Linked DNA regions of Homo sapiens: region 1 is linked to region 2. Evidence: chromatin loops called from intact Hi-C (ENCODE). Cell type or tissue: PC-9. All regions are shown on one strand.

The links. Hi-C counts contacts between places; a loop is a spot of excess contacts. Peaks named below come from ENCODE experiments on the same cell type or tissue, not always from the same donor. Only the 100,000 strongest peaks of a DNase experiment are listed, where the experiment ranks them.
Region 1: a loop joins it to region 2, with 15 times the contacts of the local background. A loop is called at or near these places in 3 of 110 quality-filtered maps.

The regions. Positions count from the first base shown.
Region 1 is chr15:49,063,092-49,071,091 of GRCh38, forward strand. No RefSeq gene overlaps it. Among named protein-coding and RNA genes, the nearest start is that of SECISBP2L, 21 kb to the left of the region's middle. RefSeq lists an enhancer at 2,508-3,008. In PC-9, no CTCF peak of the experiment used is centred here; no DNase peak of the experiment used is centred here; H3K27me3 peaks cover 801 bases.
Region 2 is chr15:49,632,715-49,640,714 of GRCh38, forward strand. DTWD1 (DTW motif tRNA-uridine aminocarboxypropyltransferase 1) reads left to right here. Exons shown (of 5, transcript NM_001144955.2): 4 at 1,822-2,080. Among named protein-coding and RNA genes, the nearest start is that of DTWD1, 16 kb to the left of the region's middle. In PC-9, no CTCF peak of the experiment used is centred here; no DNase peak of the experiment used is centred here.

The sequences.
Region 1 (8,000 bases), 570 kb before region 2:
CCACCAGCATGCTCCCCTCCACGTCCTCTCGCAGTCCAGCTGCTTGTGTCTTCTTCAAACAACGTGTTCCTCTCGACGTCCAGCGGCTTGTGTGCCTGCCTGCTATGGTCTTGTCCTGGGCCTCATCTTTCACATTCCTCTTGACTATTTTAGGGCTCTTCCTAAGCTTCCCACCTCATTTTTACAGGCCCCAGAGCAGGGGAGAGTGACTTCTTCCTACTCCATTTCTAGAGAATGGGCAGACACTCCATCACACAATAAGCCTGAGAACCTCCAGGTCACACAGATTATAGGCACAGGACGGGGGCATGGTGGGCCAGCGTGGTCTTGGGAAATGCAACATTTGGGCACGAAGGCAGGCGTGCCTGTCCTCACCAAGGTTTGTGACCACCGGCAGGTAGGCAGAGCCCTAGCCGGGGACCTGCCCTTCCCTTCCCAGCACTTCCCCACCCCCCTTCCATATCAAAGTGATCCGTCTGGGACAGAAAAGGGAACTAAGCCTCCAGGGGAAAGGTCCTTGTGGCAAGTTCGCAACCCGATTACAGTATGAGGAAATGATTTGGATGTCCCAATCAGCTGGGATTAGAGAAGAGCAGCCGCTGCTTCAGCAAAGCTGCTTCACAGGTACAGATGTCCCTATGTCTGTTCATATATTTTCCCAGGGCCCAAGAAAATCTAGTGTCTCCTTTGCAGGCAATAAATGTGTCCATTGCAAATGATGGTAAGACAGGGTGTTTGTCAGGAGGAAAGCACAGGGACAAGGAATATGCAGAGGAAATAAAGAAAGGAGAGGAGAAATAAGAGCGACAAGGGAGAGGAAACAAAAGAGAGACCACACAGGGCAGAGCCCTGTGTGTGAAGCTTTTCGTTTCTCAACATACCCGTTACCAGCCAAAGCCTGACTGCAGCGCCAGCACCAGGGAGGTGTTCAGATAGAATCACTCACATGCTGACCCTTCTCTGCTGCTCTGTCCCGGCCCATCAAGTTTCTCCTTCTTTCTCTCCTGCTCTTCCTTCCCCATTTTGCCACTCTCTTTCCCTTTTCCATCTCCCAATCATTTACTTTTTTCTTCTCTATTTTCTCACTCTGTAAATGCTCAACTCAGAAACAGGCAGTACTGAAAGAGCTGTTAGCCCTGGCTGTGGTGTGTGGCTCATTACTATGTTGTTGTACTAGGAAATGGACTGAGTGAAATAAAGCAAGTCCGAAGAATTCAGCCCCCTTATTCTCATTGAGGTCAGGTCCTAGGTCAGAATTTGAAAACATCCTAACACTTTCAATTGTATAACTCAGTCCTGAAGTCCTTGCCTACTCCACCCAGTTCTCTGTGACAGCCTTTGATCTTTATCACATGTAACATTTTGCAGTCCCACCGCTGCAGGGGAAAGATGTTTGCATGCAATGGGAACCTGTGATTCAGTGCTGTTACACTGATTTCTTCTGAGATCTTTGCTGGTGTTTGGGCACTTTCATGTTCTTGAAATTGTATATATTGATGTGATTAGTTTGGACTCAGTTTCAACATCATTAAGAAAATCTCTTTACTGCCGGAGGAAAGTATGTTTTGAGGGAGTATATTCAGAGGGAAAAGATGCAATGCCTTTATATATAAAGTTGCACAACATTAGGTGGTGAAAATTCACTTTCTAGCACTATTAGGAAGTCATTCATTCATTGGACACATACTTAAATATATCAGAAGTTATATATGCTATGAATAAAAATAAAACATGGTAAAGGGATAGAAAATGGAGGGGAGGCTAGTTTAGATAAGGTGGACAGGGATGGCCTTCCTGAAAAAGTAACATTTAAATAGAGCCCTGAAAACAGTAAGGTAGTGAGCCATGAAAACATCTGCGGAAGAGTGATGTTCCAGGTGGAAAGAACAGCAGATGTTATGGCCCTGAGATGGAAATGAGCTTGATGAGTTTGAAGAATAGCAAGAGGGCCAGTCAAGTTAAAATAGACTCAGGAAAAAAGCAGTACTTGTGACGTCACAAAGGTATGCAGAGCCTGATAAGCTATATTTCACAGTTGTGAATGTCTTGTAAATGTGATGAGAAATCGCTGGAGGATTTCAGCAGGAGAATGGCATGATCTGTTTTATGTTTTATAAAGATTACTCTGGCCTCTGATTAAATAATAGACATAAGAGTGCAGGGAGAGAAGCAGGAAAGCAGGGAGAGAAGCAGGAAGGCTGTTAGAGTAGCCAAAGTAAGAGAGGATAGGAACTGTCAGGGTTGGGATATATTTTATAAATAGAAACAAGAGGCTCACTCTGACTTTGTTTCCTTTAATTGGGTCAAGTCTTGTGGCATCTCCTCCACCAAGGTTGCTGTTCACCAGCAAGACCCCATCATTGCACTCATTCACTTGAAAACTAGACAGGTATATTTCTGCATTAGAAAAATATGATGATGCTTTGGGTGTGAGGGAAAGAGAAGATTCAAAGTCACCCCCAGGTTTTTAGCCTGAGCAATAGGTGAACGATGGAGCCATTTACTGAGATTGGAAAAGTTTGGGAGGAAGGTAGTAAATCCAGTGCTCAGTGTTGAACATATTGAGTTTGAGATGGCCTAAACATCCAAGTGGAGAGGCCAAGTAGGCAGTTGTAAAGCAATTCTGAAGCTCGTTGAGAGGTGCTATTTACTAACTGAAACACAAAATAAATTCAGCCCCTGGCGAGGGCACTGCACTCTACCTGGCAGAGCCCTGTTCTCTGTTTCAATTCTACAGGTCAGGGACGGTTAGATGAGATGCCGAGGGATCACCTGGTTTATGGAGTTCACAATCGTATCCTCTGATACTGCCTCTTGAGCAATTAAAATCTGACATTTAGGAAGGGCTCCTTGACAGGCATGGTGGCTTACATTTGTAATCCTAGCAGTTTTGGAGGCTGAGGCGGGTGGATGGCTTGAGACCAAGAGTTTGGAGACCAGCCAGGGTAATGTGGTGAAACCTCATCTCTACAAAAAATACCAAAAAAATTAGCCAGGCATGGTGATGAGCACCTGTAGTCCCAGCTACTTGGGAGGCTGAGGTGGGAGGATCATATGAGCCAAGGAGGTTGAGGCTGCCGTGAGCTGTGTTCATGCCACTGCACTCCAGACTGTGTAGCAGAGTAGGACCCTGTCTCAACAACAACAACAACAAGAAGGGCCTGAACTAGTGAGGCTATGTGCTTCTTAAATATTGTCCCTAACCTAGGCAGAAACTCTGGACAACAGAGGCAGCTGAACACAAGGAACGCATGTTCCATAATATCTGCAGATCAGTTTCAGGCATCTTAACCTTTTTCAGAGGATGTGGCGAGTCACAGAGTTAAAGATAGGGAGTGTTGATTTTGAATGAGGAAAGGCCTACCTTAAAAGAGCATGCTATTCAAATGCTGATGGATGGAAGCCTGGAACTTATGCGGTAGGGTCACATCACCTGACATGATGATCTGGATTCTTGACAGGGCACTGAGATCCAAGAGTTGCATCATACTCAGAAAAATTGAGGATATATGCCTTAGGATACTTTAGAACATATAACTGGATAAGTGAATAAATGAAGCATAGCATGACATTTCAATAATCAATACAGGCTTTGCTCACAATATTTTTTCATGAGATGTTTTGCCAGAATTACCAAATTAGCCAAAACTCCTTTAACATTATAATGCTCACATAGCTGATCTTGCAAGGACTCCTTTGTGAAGAGAGTACCACCTATCCTTTCTAGAGATAACACCTTTTGAGAAGGAACATAGAGACCTGGGTACACAGCATCTGTACCAAGAGAAAGTCTGATTGAAGAAGGTGTCAGTAGATTTCTCATGGTATTTCTCCAGACATTGAAAGCTTATAAGGCTCACTCTGACTCTGACTTTGCCTCCTTTAACCGGGTCAAGTCTGTTTGGCATCTCCTCCACCAAGGTTGCTGTTTACCAGCAAGACCCTGTCATTGCGCTCATTCACTTGAAAACTAGACAGGTATATCTCTGCAATTAGAAAAATATGTAAACGTCTTGCTTATCTTATCAAACAAGGTCTCTTTAAATCAGTTGCATGTACTACCATGAACTGTGTCATTTGTGTCCTTGGCATTATTAACAAGAAGCATAGGCTTTCGATCAGTGAGATTAGAGTTTTGAATTCAGCCTGCCACTTATTGCTCTGGTGGGTAAACTTGGGTTACTGTAAAATTAGAATGATAACAGTACCAACCTCATAATGTTGTTATGAGAATTAATTGAGTTAATACCTTCAGAAAGATTAGTAGAGTATCCAGAATATAGTAAACACAATAAATGTTAGCTATTATTATGACAATGATGAACATTATTCATTTAAAGCCCATTGGAAAAGAGACTGTTGGAACTATAGACCCAATACAAATAAGATACTTAAGCAGACCCTTCATCAAGTTTCTGCAGTCAGTTAACACTATACTATTTGTAATTTTAGAGAATGAAGTTTAGTATAAATCTTGGCCCAGTTCAAGGTTGTCAGTGACTTTTTTTTACTGAGGTGAAATTCACATAACATAATATTAACTTTTTTTTCGAGACAGGGTCTTGCTCTGTCACCCAGGCTGGAGTGCGGTGGCGCAATCATGGTTCACTGCAGCCTCAACCTCCCAGGCTCAAGTGATCCTCCTGCCTCAGCCTCCCAAATAGCTGGGACTACAGGTATTCATCACTGTGCATGCTAATAGAATTAACCATTTTGAAGTGTACAATTCAGTAGCATTTAGCACATTCACAATGTTTTGCAACCATCATCACTATCCAGTTCCTGACCAATTTCATCACCCCTGAGGAAGACCCCCTATCCTTTCAGCAGTCACTCTCCATTCCTGTCTCTCCCAAGCCCCTGGCAACCACCAAACTGCTTTCTGTCTCCATGGATTTACCTATTCTGGATATTTCATGTAAATGGAGTAATACCATATGCAATGTTTCGTTTCTGGCTTCTTTCATGTAGAATGATTTATTATCAAAGATGAAGCTGCAGACTCCCAAAAGAATCTCCATCCCTTCATCTCTGATAGGCTTGGAATTTTCCAGTGCTTCTAATGGAGACTCTGATCTCCAGGATCTCAGATTCTGTCCTCTGTTAATAAAGTACTTGAATCAACAGTGGATGGATTCTTGGGAAAGCTTCAGGCAGTTCTAAATTATTTGAATATATCAAGTATCTGAGACAAATGATGACCTTTAGATCTATAGATCTTGGCAATCATGCAGTTCAACCCTCTCATTTTATAGAGAAGGACTTTGAGGCATAATATTGTTTTCTTTGGCTACTGTAAGACACATACAACCATTGATGCACTTATTTTTAAAAGTTCCTCTTATGAGGTTGTATAATGTTCTAGTGCCTAATGAAAGACACAGTCCCCAACTTCAAGCTGCCTATAGTCCACTGGAGGAAAAAGACAAATGATCAGATATTAAAATGCAATATGGGGAGGTCACTTCCAAGATGGCTGAATAGGAACAGCTCCGATCTACAGCTCCCAGTGAAATCAATGCAGAAGATGGGTGATTTCTGCATTTCCAACTGAGGTACCTGGTTCATCTCATTGGAACTGGCTGGACGGTGGGTGCAGCCCACGGAGGGTGAGCCAAAGCAGGGCGGGACATCACCTCACCCAGGAAGTGCAAGGGGTCGGGGGATTTCCCTTTCCTAGCCAAGGGAAGCCATAAGTGACTGTACCTGGAGAGGCAGTACACTCCTTCCCAAATACTGCACTTTTCCCATGGTCTTCACAACCACCAGACCAGGAGATCCCCTCCTGTGCCTGGCATGGCAGGTCCCATGCCCATGGAGCCTTACTCACTGCTAGCGCAGCAGTCTGAGATCAACCTGGGATATGGGAACTTGGTGGTGGGAGGGGTGTCTACCATTGTTGAGGCTTGAGTAGGTGGCTCTATGCTCACAGTGTAAACAAAGTGGCAGGGAAGCTCAAACTGGGCAGAGCTCACTGCAGATCAGCAAGGCCTACTGCCTCTCTAGATTCCATCTCTGGGAGCAGGGCATATCTGAACAAAAGGCAGCAGACAGCTTCTCCACTTAAACATCCCTGCCTGACAGCTCTGAGGAGAGCAGTCTCCCAGCATGATGTTTGAGCTCCGATAATGGACAGATTGCCTCCTCAAGTGGGTCCCTTACCCCCATGTAGCCTGACAGGGAGACACCTCCCAGTAGGGGTGAACAGACACCTCATACAGGCAGGTGCCCCTCTGGGACAAAGCTTCCAGAGGAAGGGTCAGGCAGCAATATTTGCTGTTCTGCAGCCTCTGCTGGTGATACCCAGGCAAACAGGGTCTGGAGTGGACCTCCAGCAAACTCCAGCAGACCTGCAGCTGTGAGGCCTGTCTGTTAGAAGGAAAACTAACAAACAGAAAGGAATAGCATCAACATCAACAATAAGCACATCCACACCAAAACCCCATTTGTAGGTCACCACCATCAAAGACCAAAGGTAGATAAAATGACAAAGATGGGGAGAAACCAGAGCAGAAAGGCTGAAAATTCCAAAAACCAGAATGTCTCTTCTCCTTCAAAAGAACACAATTCTTTGCCAGCAAGGGAACAAAACTGGATGGAAAATGAGTTTGATAAGTTGACAGAAGTAGGCTTCAGAAGGTCGGAAATAACAAACCTCTGAGCTAAAGGAGCATGTTCTAACCTACTGCAAGGAAGCTAAAAACATTGAAAAAAGGTTAGAGGAATGGCTACCTAGAATAACCAGTGTAGAGAAGAGCTTAAATGACCTGATGGAGCTGAAAGCCACAGTACAAGAACTTTGTGAAGCACATATAAGCTTCAATAGCCGATTCAATCAAGTGGAAGAAAGGATATCAGGGATTGAAGATCAAATTAATGAAATAAAGTGAGAAGACAAGATTAGAGAAAAAAGAGTGAGAACAAACAATCAAAACCACCAAGAAATATGGGACTATGTGAAAACACTTAATCTACATTTGACTGGTGTACCTGAAAGTGATGGGGAGAGTGGAACCAAGTTGGAACACACTCCTCAGGCTATTGTCCAGAACTTCCCCAATGTAGCATGACAGGCTGACATTCAAATTCAGAAAATATAGAGAACACCACAAAGATACTCCTTGAGAAGAGCAACCCCAACACACATAATCTTCAGAGTCACCAAGGTTGAAATGAAGGAAAAAATGTTAAAGGCACCTAGAGAGAAAGGTCGGGTTACCCACAAAGGGAAGCCCATCAAACTAACAGTGGATCTCTCTGCAGACTAACAGTGGATCTCTCTACAAGCAAGAAGAGAGTGGGGGCCAATATTCAACATCCTTAAAGAAAAGAATTTTCAACCCAGAATTTCATATCCAGCCAAACTAAGCTTCATAAGCGAAGGAGAAATAAAATCCTTTACAGACAAGCAAATGCTGAGAGATTTTGTCTCCACCAGGCCTGCCTTATAAGAGCTCCTGAAGGAAGCACTAAACATGGATAGGAAGAACTGGTACCAGCCACTGTAAAAACATGCCAAATTGTAAAGACCATCGACGCTATGAAGAAACTGCATTAATCAATGGGTGAAATAACCAGCTAGCATCATAATGACAGGATCAAATTCACACATAACAATATTAACCCAAAATGTAAACGGGCTAAATGCCCCAATTAAAAGACACAGACTGTCAAAATGGATAAAGAGTCAAGACCCGTCAGTGTCCTGTATTCAGGAGACCCATCTCATGTGCAAAGACACACATAGGCTCAAACTAAAGGGATGGAGGAAGATCTACCAAGGAAATGGAAAACAAAAAAAAGCAGGGGTTGCAATCCTGGTCTCTGATAAAACAGACTTTAAACCAAGAAAGATCAAAAGAGACAAAGAAGGCCATTTCATAATGGTAAAGGAATCAATGCAACAAGAGCTAACTATCCTAAATATATATGCACCCAATAAGGAGCACCCTGATTCATAAAGCAAGTTCTTAGAGATCTACAAAAAGACTTAGACTCCC
Region 2 (8,000 bases):
CTCCTAAATTAAGAGCTTTAGTGCATAGCCTTTATAACATTTCTTTTGGCTGCTCAGAGGCCTTCCTTGCTCATTTTTAGATTCTTAATTGGTTTTCACCCAGTTGCAATTGTCACATTGGTGAGAAATTATGGGTCTTCTTGCTGAAAAGTAATTTTACAATGTGTCTCAAAAAATTAAGGCCTTGGGTACTGAAAGAAGCATGTAAAAGCCTTTTGGTCTCTTGGAGGCCATTTGTTGGTGTGGCTAGTATAGAAACAAAATTAAAAATTAGTGCATTCATTTGTTCCAGGAAGAACTTGGTAAATTTTTACTTTCCTATTTATATCTATATCTATATATATATATATATATATGTATTTTTTTGGTTGAGTTTATATAAAAAATTATGTTTGTAAATAATATTTGAGTTTTGGATCTAGGAAAATGTTTCTTTCTCTGGTCAGCTAGACTCCATTTATGTTGATTAAATAGAATGTAGTGCTATGTTCTGTAAGGAGATGTGATACGCTTATAATTTAAGAAAATTCAGAAGCCCTGGACTTTGCTAACTGGATATAGGGGGAAATATAGACATGTATTATGAATATTTAAAAACTTTTACAACTTTGAAATGTATAAAATTCAAGGTTTTTGCTTTTTAAGAGTCGTGCTCTGTTGCTCAGGTTGGAATGCATTGGCATGATCACAGCTTGCTGCAGCCTTAAATTTCTGGGCCCAAGCAATCCCCATACCTCAGGCTCCCGAGTAGCTGAGGCCATGGGTGTGCGCCACTACTTCCAGCTAATATTTTTATTCTTTGTAGAGACAGGTCTCACTATGTTGCCCAGACTGGTCTCGAACTCCTAGGGCTCAAGTGATCCTCTCACCTTGGCCTCCCAAAGTGCCGGGATTACAGGTATGAGCCACTGTGCCCGGCCAAGATTTTTTGTTTCATAATTTTATTTTATTGTGATTTTGTTTTTATCTTTTTATTTTAAAAATTTGTGTGCTCATTGAAGAAAATTTGGGAAATAGAGAAACATATGGGGATAAAATTCCCTTGATTCTCCAACATTTATTCATTTAACAAATATTTACTTGGTGCCTGCTTTGTGCCAGGAGCTGTTCAGACATTGGAAGCTCTAACAATATAAATCTCAGTAAAAATGTGCGGAAAGAAAAGTGGTATCATATTTATGTAATTTTTCCTGGAAGGTTAGATTTTTTCATTTTAATTTTTCACTGTAATAAATATACTTAGATATTGTAAGTGTCTGTGTTTAGGATTATTTTATTACATTCACATAATGAGATCGTTGAACCAAAGGGTATGAATATTTTAAGACTCTTGATTTAAATGGTCAAATTGCTTCCATGAAGAGTTATGCTATTTAATCCTGCTCTCAGACCACCATTTCCTCACCAGCATTCACTGTATCATTTGTTTTATCTTTGGCTTATGATATAGATGAAAATGGCATTTAATCATTGAACAGTTTTCAGTGGTTCTTTTACGAAGTATCATGTACTTTGCTTTTTATCTTATGAAAAATTATATAATTTAGTCTTTTTATTTCAAGTATGACTAACTTGGCATCTATCAGTCAGTGAATAACTTATTTTGAAATAATAGTTTTAATTATTATATTATGATTATAAATTACTAGGGGAGAGCCAAAAACTTTACCATACATATTAAAGAACCATATACAATAGAACCAACCTAATGCTTATTTCTCAGATATTCAACATATCTTTCTTAAAATTTTAAGTCAATCAAAATTTATATATTTTGAAGATCATAGTAGCACACTGCTAACCCAATTTTCTTTGTTTTAGGTTGCACTCATTTTTCCTGGACCTCAGTCTATCTCAATAAAAGATATTTCTTTTCATCTGCAAAAAAGGATTCAAAATAATGTTAGAGGCAAAAATGATGACCCTGACAAGCCATCTTTTAAACGCAAAAGAACTGAAGAACAAGAGTTCTGTGATTTGAATGACAGCAAGTGCAAAGGCACAACACTGAAAAAAATTATATTTATAGATAGCACCTGGAACCAAACAAACAAAATATTCACTGATGAGCGACTTCAAGGTAAAAAAAAAATGTTTTTTTGGACTGCTCCTCCCTCAGACTTATTTTGAAAAAACTTCAAACTTACAGATAATTTGAAAGAGGAGTTACACTGAATACCTATACATTTTGCCATATTTACTTTATTTCTCTCTTTTTATTATATATGTGAGTGTGTATTTATATATTATATATTTTTTGGTTGATCAATTGAAAGTAAGTTTCAGGCTTTGTAACACTTCACCCTTAAATATTAAGTGTACATTTTCCTTTTTTTTCTTGAGACAGTCCCACTCTGTTGCCCAGGCTGGAGTGCAATGGCACAATCTTGGCTCACTGCAACCTCCTCCTCCTGGGTTCAAGTGATCCTCCCACCTCAGCCTCCCAGGTAGCTGGGATTACAGGCGCCCACCACCACACCTGCCTAAATTTTGTATTATTAGTAGAGACGGGGATTCATCATGTTGGCCAGGCTGGTCTCAAACTCCTGACCTCAGGTGATCCTCCTGCCTTGGCCTCCCAAAGTGCTGGGATTATAGGCATGAGCTACCACGTCCAGCCTAAGTGTACATTTTCTAAGAATAAGAATATTCTCCTATATTAATAAAGAATGACATCTCTTTTATAAACACCCTAATGGTGAATACATTTACTAAGAAGTTAGATCTTCTATTTTGTTTTTTTTGTTTTTTGCCTTACAGGTTTTTTGTTGTTCTTGTTGTTGTTTGTTTGTTTGTTTTTGAGAGGGAGTCTTGCTCTGTTACCCAGGCTAGCAGTGGTGCAATCTCAGCTCACTGCAACCTCTGCCTCCTGGGGTCAGGCGATTCTCCTGCCTCAGCCTCGCTAGTAGCTGGGATTACAGGCACACCATCACCACGCCTGGCTAATTTTTTTGTATTTTCATAGAGACGGGTTTCACCATATTGGCCAGGCTGGTCTCTAACTCCTGACCTCAGGTGATCTGCCTGCCCTGGCCTCCCAAAGTGCTGGGATTACAGGTGTGAGCCACCACGCGCAGCCTTCCTTACAGTTTTTAAAAATAACTTTTTTGAGTAAGAATTAACATGTAGTAAACTACATGTTTCCAGAGTATTAAAGTTTTCTCATATGTGTACAGCTGTGAGACCATCACTACAAGTTAGGAAATGAACCTGTCCATCCCCTGCCAAAGTTTCTGCCTGACCTTTTATAATCTTTCTCATCCAGCTTTCCCCACAGCACACTTCCACACTCTCCAACCCCATCTCTAATCAATGATCTATATCTAATCATTATAGATTAGATGCATTTTCTGGGATATTATAGAAATTGAATCATATAGTATGTACTCTTTTCCTTTTTTTGGTTTGGCTTTCTCACACAAAATAAATAACTTGACACTCATTTTTGTTGTAGCATGTATCAATAGGTCATACATTTATTGCCAAGTAGTATTTCGTTGTATGGATATGCTACAATTAGTGTTATCTATTTATCTGTTGATGGACATTTACACTGGTTGTTTCCCATTTTCTACTATTTCAAATAAAGTTGCTATGACACTTGTGTAAAAAAAAAAAAAAAGGATGTTCTCCTGTATAATAAATACAGTACCATTATCACTCCTAAGAAAATTAATGAAAATTACATAATATCATCTAATATACTGTCCATATTCAAATTTCCCTAACTGACCCAAAAATACCTTTTGTAGCTTCCCCCCATATAGCATTTAAACTCGTCACGGTTTATTTCATTATTATGTATCTTTAGTCTCTTTTAATCTAGAGTAGTCCTGTTTTTATTTTTCATGACTTAGACTTTTGTGAAGAGGACAGGTCAATTGTCTGAATGTTTCATTGTGATTAGTTTCAGTCTAAATATGTTGCCTAGGATACTTACAGGTAAGGATAAATCCAGGGTTGTCTATGTCTAGTTTATATCTATCGTTTGGGTATAATTATTAATAACATGTAATTTTACTCTCAGAAATGAACCTTTTAGCTGATAAATTGTATGGCTAACCAATTCATAGGTGAATTCATACTTTATTGTTGCATCAAATTAGGAGGCACATAATGCAAATTGTCTATCATTTGTGATAACTTTCATTACTTGATTAAAGTGGTGATTACCCCATCTCTCCATTATAAAGGTTTATTTTTTCTCTTTGTAAGTAGTGGTAATCTATGGGGTGATGTTTTCAGACTGTGGACTGTTTCCCAAAAACTTTTCACCAGTGATTTTAGTATTCATTGATGATCCCTGCATAAATTGAATAATTACATTGAGAATTGAAAAATAGTGAAATTTTAATTACATGATTTCTTCCTACATTAGTTAGCCAGTATTCTTATGTAAAGAAGAGCTTTTCCTTTTTCTCCTGTTCTTTATTTCTTTCTCTTTCCACCCCTTTTTGAGATCATTATGATCTTATGGATTTTCTTTTTAATTCAATATGCTATAATAAATTATAGTGTAGCATCAATAAAGATGCTAATCTTTTTGATAATAATCTTTTTGATGCTCTAGTTCTCTCAAATTTTGCCAGTGGAAACCCTTCAAGTACTTCATGGCATGGCCTCATTTGTCTTTTTGGTGCAACAGGCAAGTTCACTTGTACTTTTTTTCTGTCTCAGACCTGGAATCAATTGTTTTTCTAAGAAGCTATAGTTTCTTTTAATAGGAAATGGTATTAGAAACTAAGATCTGGTAAATTCATTACTTTTGGGATGTCATTGCTTCAATGGATAGAGCCAGGAAAAATACATAGTTATGTATCATGAGTTCACACAGATAGTTCCAATTCATATTTAACATTATAAGGATTTTTATTTCTTTTAGAGTGAAAAACTTGGTTCCTAATAATAGTGATTTAAAACAGTTACTTTACTTGTCCATGTATGATTAGAAGGCAAGAAAGCTATTCAGTTGATATTAGGCAGTTGCTAAAACAGTTTGTTTCAAACTGGGAGAGCTTCTCTCAGGCTAGTGTTAAAAATGTGCATTATCTAGAAAAGAACATTTTGACACTTTTTGGAGTCTGATTGGTGTTCATTAATTCCAAGCTGAAGTGAGTGACAACACTAGATTTAACGAGCTTAATTTATATAGTTTATGCATCTGAGATCTTCATACACATTAGTAAAGTTGCTTTGAAAGTCTAATTGTGTGCGCTTTGTGTCTTATGTGTGTGGGAGAGAGTGAAGGGCAGGTACTACGGAGCATAAGATCTTTAAGAAATTTTGTTGCCGATGTTTGATAGAAAGACAAACGCCTAAGCCCTAAGGCTGTGCTCTTTGAAAGAGAGAAAGGGAACACTGCCTGCCACATTCCTGTGGATGTTTACAGCAGCAGGTTACTTGCCAGTTTGAAGATTTTTCTGAGCCATTTTTCTTTATAGTTACCTTATATGGTAATTGAAAAGATAAATGAAAAAACATAAGTAAAAACCCTTGACAAAACTATAAAAGGAATTATTGTGGTATTATTCAAAATCTCTTTTCAGAGTGTCCAAATTTGGCTTGCCTAAAATCAGATTTGTACAAAAGATTTTTGTTATTCCTTCCCAATTCACATGGAAAGTATCATATATTTCAGTTCTGTGCTAGATCAAAAATTTTTAAAGGGGCTTCTTAATCTCTTTAAAATCATAAAAGGAACAGATTTCTAAAGGCAAGTTTTCTGCATGACCTACTTCAACCCCTGTCCTTTGTGGCTCTTCATTGCACCACAGGAAACAATTAGGGCTCTATACATATCTATAACCTCTGTATATGTGAAATACTGATTTCTGAATAAACCGAGTTACTTCCATAAGAAACAATCCATGGTTTTTATAAATTGTTGGCTTTAGGCTTTAAAACTTCGTCATTTCGTGAGATTAATCTGAACAAACTGAGTCTATACCTCAATTAAACCCTCAGGTGTATTGGAAATTATGTTTCCATTATTTTACTATGAATGCTGAGGTTAAGAATCCCTTTAACAATGTAAAACCTTACTGTTTTGCCAAATTTTTACAGAAAAATAGCTCTGTGTGTTCTACCAGTGTCAAAATAAAACACTTGAAGGTAGAGTGCCTAATTTAATTATAAAAGGTAAACCTAAACCTACAGGTGAAGAATGATATAACATTCTTAAAGATTTATCATAGGAAGCCTTGGCAGAATGTAGGGGGAGACATTGTTTCTTTTTGTTGGATGTGAGTCCAAATTATATTTAAATGGCATTATACTGTAATTGGTTATAAAAATTAGCCAGCTCTTTCCCTTCAGTTTGACTGTATTGATACAACTTTTAAAGTGATAACTTTATTCATATTATAAGCTTTGCCTAAACTACACTCCCTGTCAGTGAGTGCTGTGTCCTATACTACCTTATTCAATCCTCACATCAAATATATGAGGTAAAGGATGTCACCCTCACTTTGCAATTGAAGAAACTGAGGCAGCACTTTTGGAAGGAAAAGCCATTTGTAATTATCTACTTTAAGTTTCTACTGCTAAAATATTTTACTAGTTTTGAGCCAGGTGTAGTGGCTCATTCCTGTAATCCCAGCACTTTGGGAGATGAAGGTGGGAGTATCACTTGAACACAGGAGTTCTAGACTAGCCTAGGCAACATAGCAAGGCCTACATCTCAACAAAAAATAAAGTAATTAGCAAGGCGTGGTAGTGTGCACCTGTAGTCTTAGGTACTTGGGAGACTGAGGCAGGAGGATTGCTTGAGCCCAGGAGTTCAAGGATGCGGTGAGCTATGCTCATGCCACTGAACTCCAGCCTGGACAACAGAGCAAAATCCCACCTCAAGAAAAAATGTTTACGATTTTTACTATAATTTTATTATAAAGTTACTGATTGTTAGAAATACTAGGGTATAAAAAATATTTTGCATTCAAGAAACTGAAATATTTAATGTTGTCTAGAATGCATACATATATGAGAATGGTAAAAGAGACTGGAGAAATTCAAATTATGAATGTCATATTTTATTCAGCATGCTTGGGCATTTGTTCTTTTATCCATAGTGCTGTGGCATCATTAAAAAATTTTTAAGCTTGTCATTGACATGATTAGATTGTATTTTAAGTCTAATGGAAAGAATTGGGCTGGGACATGACTTCAAGCTCCAATTCCTTCACTAAATAAGCAAAGAGGTTTTGTTTGTTTGTTTTTAACTGTTTTATATTTTTAAATAAATTGTGATACATATGAAATAATATATACACACACACACGTATATGTAACATTAAGTTATAAAGCATAGTGATATAATGAACAATTAAGAACTCAAGCACCAGTATTTCTAACTTCCATTTACCTATGTTTTCCCTTGTGCCATTCCCCTTCTTCCCCTGACAGTTATTTTCCTGAATTATGCTTTTTTAGATTATAGTGTTATATATATGTTTTCATAAACTATATATGATTTAGTTTTGCTTTATTTTGAGCTGTGTGTTGTTTTCTTGGGACTTGCTTTCTAAAGTCACATTTTGTTTCTAGGGTTTATATATATTGTCATATCACTGTAGCTATAGTTTATTCTATTTCACTGCTGAATAATATCTGTGATATACTACAGTTTATCTGGTTTCCTGCTAATGAAACACTTTGGTTATTTCTAGTTTTTCCTATTGCAAATAATGCTACTACACACATTCTTGTGCAAGTACAAGCTCCTCTAGGAAACATCCCTAGGAGTCACATTGCTGAGTTGTTGAGTATGAGAATATTCACCTTTACAGGATAATGCCAAATTGTTTTTCAAAGTGGACATACAAAGGAATATTTCCATCATTAATGTATAAGCGCTCCATTGATCCATAATCTCTCCTACCTTGGTATTATCAAATGTCTGATTTTTGCCAACCTAGTATTTTAAAATGGTGTCTCATTGTCATCTTCATTTACTTTTCTCTAATTACTAATAGGATTGATAATTACATTGTTTATTTGGCCAT